Linked DNA regions of Homo sapiens: region 1 is linked to region 2. A link is a loop called in an ENCODE intact Hi-C map of the cell type or tissue named here. Cell type or tissue: heart right ventricle. All regions are shown on one strand. Each heading gives the region's core, and the rest is flanking DNA. Links, peaks and the distances in the headings are about the cores only. Region 1 overlaps LMCD1-AS1 (LMCD1 antisense RNA 1). Region 2 overlaps LOC107986009 (a long non-coding RNA gene).

Region 1 (2,909 bases), core at 208-2,707, 280 kb after region 2:
TTTTCAAATGTGTAATATTTTCCATAAATGTAGACAGATACCTACTTGAGTATTTTTTTTTTCCAAGGCAGAAGAATTTTTCTTAGTACAGAACAAAATGGGGTCTCCCATGTCTACTTTCTACACAGACACAGCAACAATCTGATTTCTCTTTCCTTTCCCCACACTTCCCCCCCTTCCACTCGACAAAACCGCCGTCGTCATCATGGCCCGTTCTCAATGAGCTGCTGGGTACACCTCCCAGACGGGGTGGCGGCCGGGCAGAGGGGGCCCCCACTCCCAGACGGGGCGGCCGGGCAGAGGCGCCCCCCACCTCCCTCCCGGACAGGCTGGCCGGGCGGGGGCTGCCCCCCACCTCCCTACCAGACGGGGCAGCTGGCGGGGCGGTACTTGAGTATTTTTGAACTGACTTCACTGTAATATCAGAATTTATCTGATATTACAGCTATCCATCCACCCTGACAATTTGACCCTTCTCTCCTGGTTTAAAATCATTAATCTTTATTTCATGAATCAAACCAGAGAATTAAATGACATCTTGGTGATATGAATAGTATAGATTCATTTTCAATAGGTTGCTTTGATCTTCTTTTTTATGAAAGTGTCTTTATCTTGCCAACATGACCTTCTTTTCAGCCTGCTATTATCTGAAAAATAGCCTTTGCTATTCTTTGGAACTTTTCCACTCTCTGTGGCCTCCAATGAATTTATCATTGTTCAGACATTTAGTTTTGCTCCCACAGAAGTATAGAAGTATTTTTTTTTACAAGTCTCAACATACTTTCCAAAACACAATAGCGATTGTTAGCTAATCATTATTGTGTGTGGAGCAGACAAAAGCTCTTTAAAATGAGTGTAGGTTTGTTCTCTGGCAACAAAAATTCAGACTCATTTTTTCCCATCATTTCCTGGCAGCAATTGAGGCTGCAACTTGACTTGAACCTCTGATAAGAGACAAAAAAAAAAAAAAAAAAGAAAGAAAAAATTGAACGTTAGTGAGAATCATTTATTATGTTTCGTGGACATACAGGATTTTCTGAAAAGCCTTTCTGTTTGGATAATTTCCCATAATAGGACTCTTTTCCACCCAAGGTGGGAGCCGGTCGTACATTTTCCTAGCCTCTCTTGCGGATGCAGTCATATGGCTTAGGCTCCCCACCAATAAGATGCACACACAGAGGAGATTTTGATGTGAAGTGACCAGAGGAAGCAGCAGAGCACGAAGTCCATTTACTGGCAATAGTGGTGGTAGAGGCATTCGGCTTTTGGAGGCAGGTGTAGGGGAGATTCTTGGTGTTTGAGGCCTGACTGTGGACTGAGCTGCAGTGTCTGAGTCCCAGGAGCAGTGGGACCTCTGCTGGCGCAGTTCAGAAGTGTGGTTGCTGCACAGCCTCTCAACCACTGCAGACTCTGAGCTACCAGATGTCTTTCAATACATTCTGCTGTTTCCAAATGATGCAATCAATCAGACATATCTAGGTATTTTTACCTTATCAACACTTGAATATGATTTTTTAATGGGAAAACACATAAAGGAATGGTGTAAGAAGAATCTAAACAATTTTTTATGGAGTCTTACCAAACAGTGAACTTAGGTGTATGTTTAATTAATTACAGCAATTATTTAAAAAAAAAAAAAGACCTTCTTGCTTGGGACAAGCACACTCTTTTAGTCAAGGGCGGTGGCTAGAGGCAAAGTACCATCTCTGACTCTGGGCTCTTTGGGGTCATTCTTTTCTTAGGTTCTACCTTTGATTTGCCAAGCTTTCATTTGTGACAGGACCTTTATGTCAAGAAACAGCCTAATCACTGGAAGACAGCTTGGGGCTTATGTCTCTCTGCAGTTTAAGTTCATTTTCTGAAATGTGAGGCTTTCTGCCCTAACTAATACCATCAGGATTGCTGGCATCATGGTGTTTTGTGGTTCTGTCCTTGAGTCTTTCTCATAGTCTGCTGCTTTGAGTCTTCCACTTAAGAAGGACATCTGCTATGGGTTGGCAGAAAAGCCATGGTGCATCACAGATTGAGTGGACTTTGCTCTACTCTGCTCAGTGGTGCTGAGCTCTGAAGCCTCCAGTTGGTCCAGGGATTGGGTCATGCTGACCTGCACCACATCCCTGAGCTGCCCTTGGATTCTTTTCCTAGGCGACACCTTCTTTTGTAGTTATTTGCCTTCCCTAGAGTGTGAGCTGCTTGGAGGCAGGATTCCTATCTTGGCTCCTTCTTTGGCCTCAAGCTACAGAATGGTGCTGGACATAGTCCCAGTACTTAAAGAGGCATCACAGGCCCTGGTGTCCCAAGGGACACTGGTCTTAGCTGCATGAATCCGGAGATGCTGGCATTTTCTGGCCATCTCTCTGTTCTTGCTGGCTCCCGGGGCCACATTGACCAGGAACCGAGCCCATCCATTTGATCTCCCTGGGAGACCTGCTTTTATTTTATGTCTGGGATCTCTCACAAATCCCCTTCATGATGCTCTTTGCCTATCAGGCTATTCAGGTAGCTCCTCTGGCCTTTTGGGGCATGTACTTGTTTGGGCCCCTAAATAAGAAAAGATTCCCTTTTTTATGATTTTTGCCTTTTCTCCTTTTTCAGAATAAGTCTCATCTCTTCTACAGCTGCTGGGCAATGGACAAAAGTTGCTGTTAATTGGCTAAAGCCACACTCTACATTTTAAACCACGGTGGTCCTAAGAAACAAAATAAATAAACAAAGGCCTCTGGAATCCTTTACATTCTATGTATTCATTTTGATTGGATTACATCTGCATAAAGTGCAAATAGTTGCTTGAAAAATAAAATATTTATTCCACTAGTTAACTCTATAAATACAGGTATCTGAATACTCAGGATTATACCCAAATCACAGAATATTAAAATGTGACAACCAGAAAGGACCTTAAGTCTTTT
Region 2 (2,909 bases), core at 119-2,618:
GGGTCTTCTGTCTTCTGGTTCTCCAGTATGGAATCAAAGAAAGAGTCCCTTTAAATCCAGAGGAGGCTTGGGGTATGCCAAGAAGCACCCAGTGCCTCCACAGAGCAGGCTTCGTCCTTCTCCGTCTTCACCTCCCTGGCCACCCTGGCAGTCCCAACTGTGCATAAGGGCCAGCCTCTCACTGTGGCCTCCACCCCGTCTTGTAATCGGTGCCTCCTGGTGAACTTGCCATGCCTTAGAACCCATCGCTGCCTCCCTTTCACTGCACAGTCTCGGTGTGAACCTTCTGAGTGCGTCTCCCAGCACTGGACCCTGCAGCCTCTGAGCCCCACTTCCACACTCTCATGTCAGACCTGCCAGCAGGCAGTCACCTGTACATGGTATGGCTGAGCCTGAGATCTCGCCTCCCAACACACAGCTGGCTCTAGACGGGCGGGACCATTCAGAGGCAGACAGAGGGAGGTGTGTAGGGGTACAGAGGACAGATAGATGTCACTGACCCCACCAACAAATAGTGAAACAGCAGAAGGAAAACATAGATGTACACGTGGGCATTAGGACACTTGGTCGAAAGTAACGGAAACCCAACCCACGCTGGGTGAAGCAGTTTACTGGCACACAGAACCGACAAGTCTGGTGTAGTTCTGGCTCTGGGCTGGGGTGTTCCCAGAGGTTCAGGCAATGTTGTTGAACATGTTTCTTTCTACCTGTCTCCTACGTTTCCCTATCCTGCTAATGGCAAGAGGTACACCCTTAGTTTCAGGCTGGCTATGACTTTCTCAGCATTCCTGCAGCCAAGAGCTCATGACTTTCCTGGTTGCTCTACAAAAGGCCCCAGGACTGAGACTCCTTGGGCCAAACACCCTGGCTTGAGCCAGCCTAACACCAGTCTCTATGGCCCTGTGCTGAAATAAGCTGATTATCCAGGCCCAGGTCCAGGGGATGGGAACTGCCCCATCAAAACCCATCCTGGTTGAGGAGAGGGCAAACCCCGCTTCCCGCAGGAAAATTCAGGTGCCATTTCCAGAAGCGGAGGGGAATCCTGGCAGCAAAACCACCAACACCCAGGGCAGTGTTTATGCACACACTGGACACCGGGTGTCCCCAGCCAACCACTTTCCTTGTAAGACTGCAAGCTTGGACCTGTTTAATGTCACATGTGAACCTGATAAGAAACCAGGCTGGAGGGTTTCCTCTGAGGATGCAAGGGCTGGAATGGAGATTCTCTGTCTAGACTGGACTGAGTTCTTTCTGAAACTGGGCAGGACACTCAGGCTCCCAACTTTCCTTCCTTCCTGGTGCCCCCAGCAGCCACTGCTGATCGCCCTGCCTCACAGTCAGGGAGGCTGTTGAGGAAGACAAGATGCCTGTTATTTCTAAGGGACATACTCTCTCCAGGTGGTACAGAGTGCAGACTCTCCCCTGAGAAAAAGAGAGTGAATGAGGACAGCCCGGGCTGCAGAAGCCAGTGTGGTCTGCCCATTGGGCAGCAATGGGCAGGTGGCGTTGGCTCTGTGGTCATTGGTGGGCACAGGGAGTCCAAATTCTTGCAGGGGAACAAATCCAATCTGATTTTACAAACATGACAATCTTCCTGGCTCGAAGCATCTGGTTATTCTTCTCATTCCTCCAGCTTGGCTCAGAGAAAGTTTTCTCAAAGAAGGATCCACTCAGCGGCTGCCCCTTACAGCTGCAGAAAATCCTCTTTAGTTTTGCCCTGAAGCAGATAGCTGCAGATGCAGCAAACCATCCATGAAGAGATGGGATTTATATTGACAGACACATGTTTATCCAGATCAATTAGGGAAAATTATTTTTGCAACACTCCTCAAACAAGGTTTGGCAGCTAATAATCAGTTTGAGTCGTGCAATGTGAATGCCAAAAATGTGAGATGAGATGAGAAAGCTACGTGCTAGATTGCCTCTCGGGAGAGCACTGTCTGGCCGGGAAGAGACACTGTGGTGATCCTCTGGCACAGGGGGCAGGATGCTCTCTAAATTACTCTGCATAATTAAGGAGAGATAAGTTTGACATCGGGAAGGGAGTGATTGGATTGGGCAAACTGACCACTGTGTGAAGGAGTGGCAGGAGAGAGAGAGAAAGCCAGCACTGCAGAGAAGGGCCTGGGGAATGCCCATGCCCATGTGCCGGGTGGAGAACTTTCAAGGGAGATCTTGGGTGCAGGGTGACATGGACCTGCCCACGTTGTCAGGGGAAACTGTTGAGAAATCCTCAAATGCTTGGTGGATGAATCTTTTCTTTTTGCTTCTCTGGATCCTCTCCGGACCCCTCTCCACTCTAGACTGGGCCCTGGGAGGCTGTCCTGCATGGACCTCCTTGCCCTCTGGCTTTTTTGAGGGTTTGGCCAATGGGGAGCACAATACCCTGAATGTGTCCCACCAATATTCGTAGGTTGAAATCCTAACCCTGAATATGAATGCACTTTACTTTGGGGAGTAATCAGGTCATGAGCATGGAGCCTTCATGAACGGGATTAGTGCCCTTATAAGAAGAGATGCAAGGGTTTGATCTTGCTCTCTACTCTCCATCACTTGGGGATACAACAAGAAGGTGACCATCTGCAAACCAGGAAGCAGGCCCTTCCTAGACACCAGATCTGCCAGCACCTTGATCTCGGACTTCCAGCTTCCGGACTGGGAGAAATAAATTTCTGTTGTTTATAAGGCACCTAGTCTATGGTATTCTTCTGTAGCTGCCCAAACTGCCTAAGTTGGGGGCTTTACTTGGCTTTGGCCAACAAGGAGCTTTCATTTAAGCCTGGGAGGGAGAAAAGTGAGGCTGGGGATACTAGTTTCCCTATCCCCCAACTGCTGCATTGCCTTGGGCTGGTTGGGTCTCTCGACAGAAGACCTCAGCCGTGATGGAGCGGCCTTTCTCCACAGCCTTC

The links. Hi-C counts contacts between places; a loop is a spot of excess contacts. Peaks named below come from ENCODE experiments on the same cell type or tissue, not always from the same donor. Only the 100,000 strongest peaks of a DNase experiment are listed, where the experiment ranks them.
Region 1: a loop joins it to region 2, with 2.9 times the contacts of the local background. A loop is called at or near these places in 7 of 110 quality-filtered maps.

What each region holds. Positions count from the first base shown.
Region 1 is chr3:8,323,396-8,326,304 of GRCh38, reverse strand. All of the region lies in intron 3 of LMCD1-AS1 (LMCD1 antisense RNA 1), which reads left to right. Among named protein-coding and RNA genes, the nearest start is that of LMCD1-AS1, 180 kb to the left of the region's middle. In heart right ventricle, for the core only: a CTCF peak has its summit at 1,358; a DNase peak (open chromatin) is centred at 1,350.
Region 2 is chr3:8,605,907-8,608,815 of GRCh38, reverse strand. The region is part of intron 3 of LOC107986009 (a long non-coding RNA gene); the gene reads left to right. Among named protein-coding and RNA genes, the nearest start is that of LINC00312, 36 kb to the right of the region's middle. In heart right ventricle, for the core only: CTCF peaks have their summits at 890 and 1,091; a DNase peak (open chromatin) is centred at 1,105; H3K27ac peaks cover 515 bases.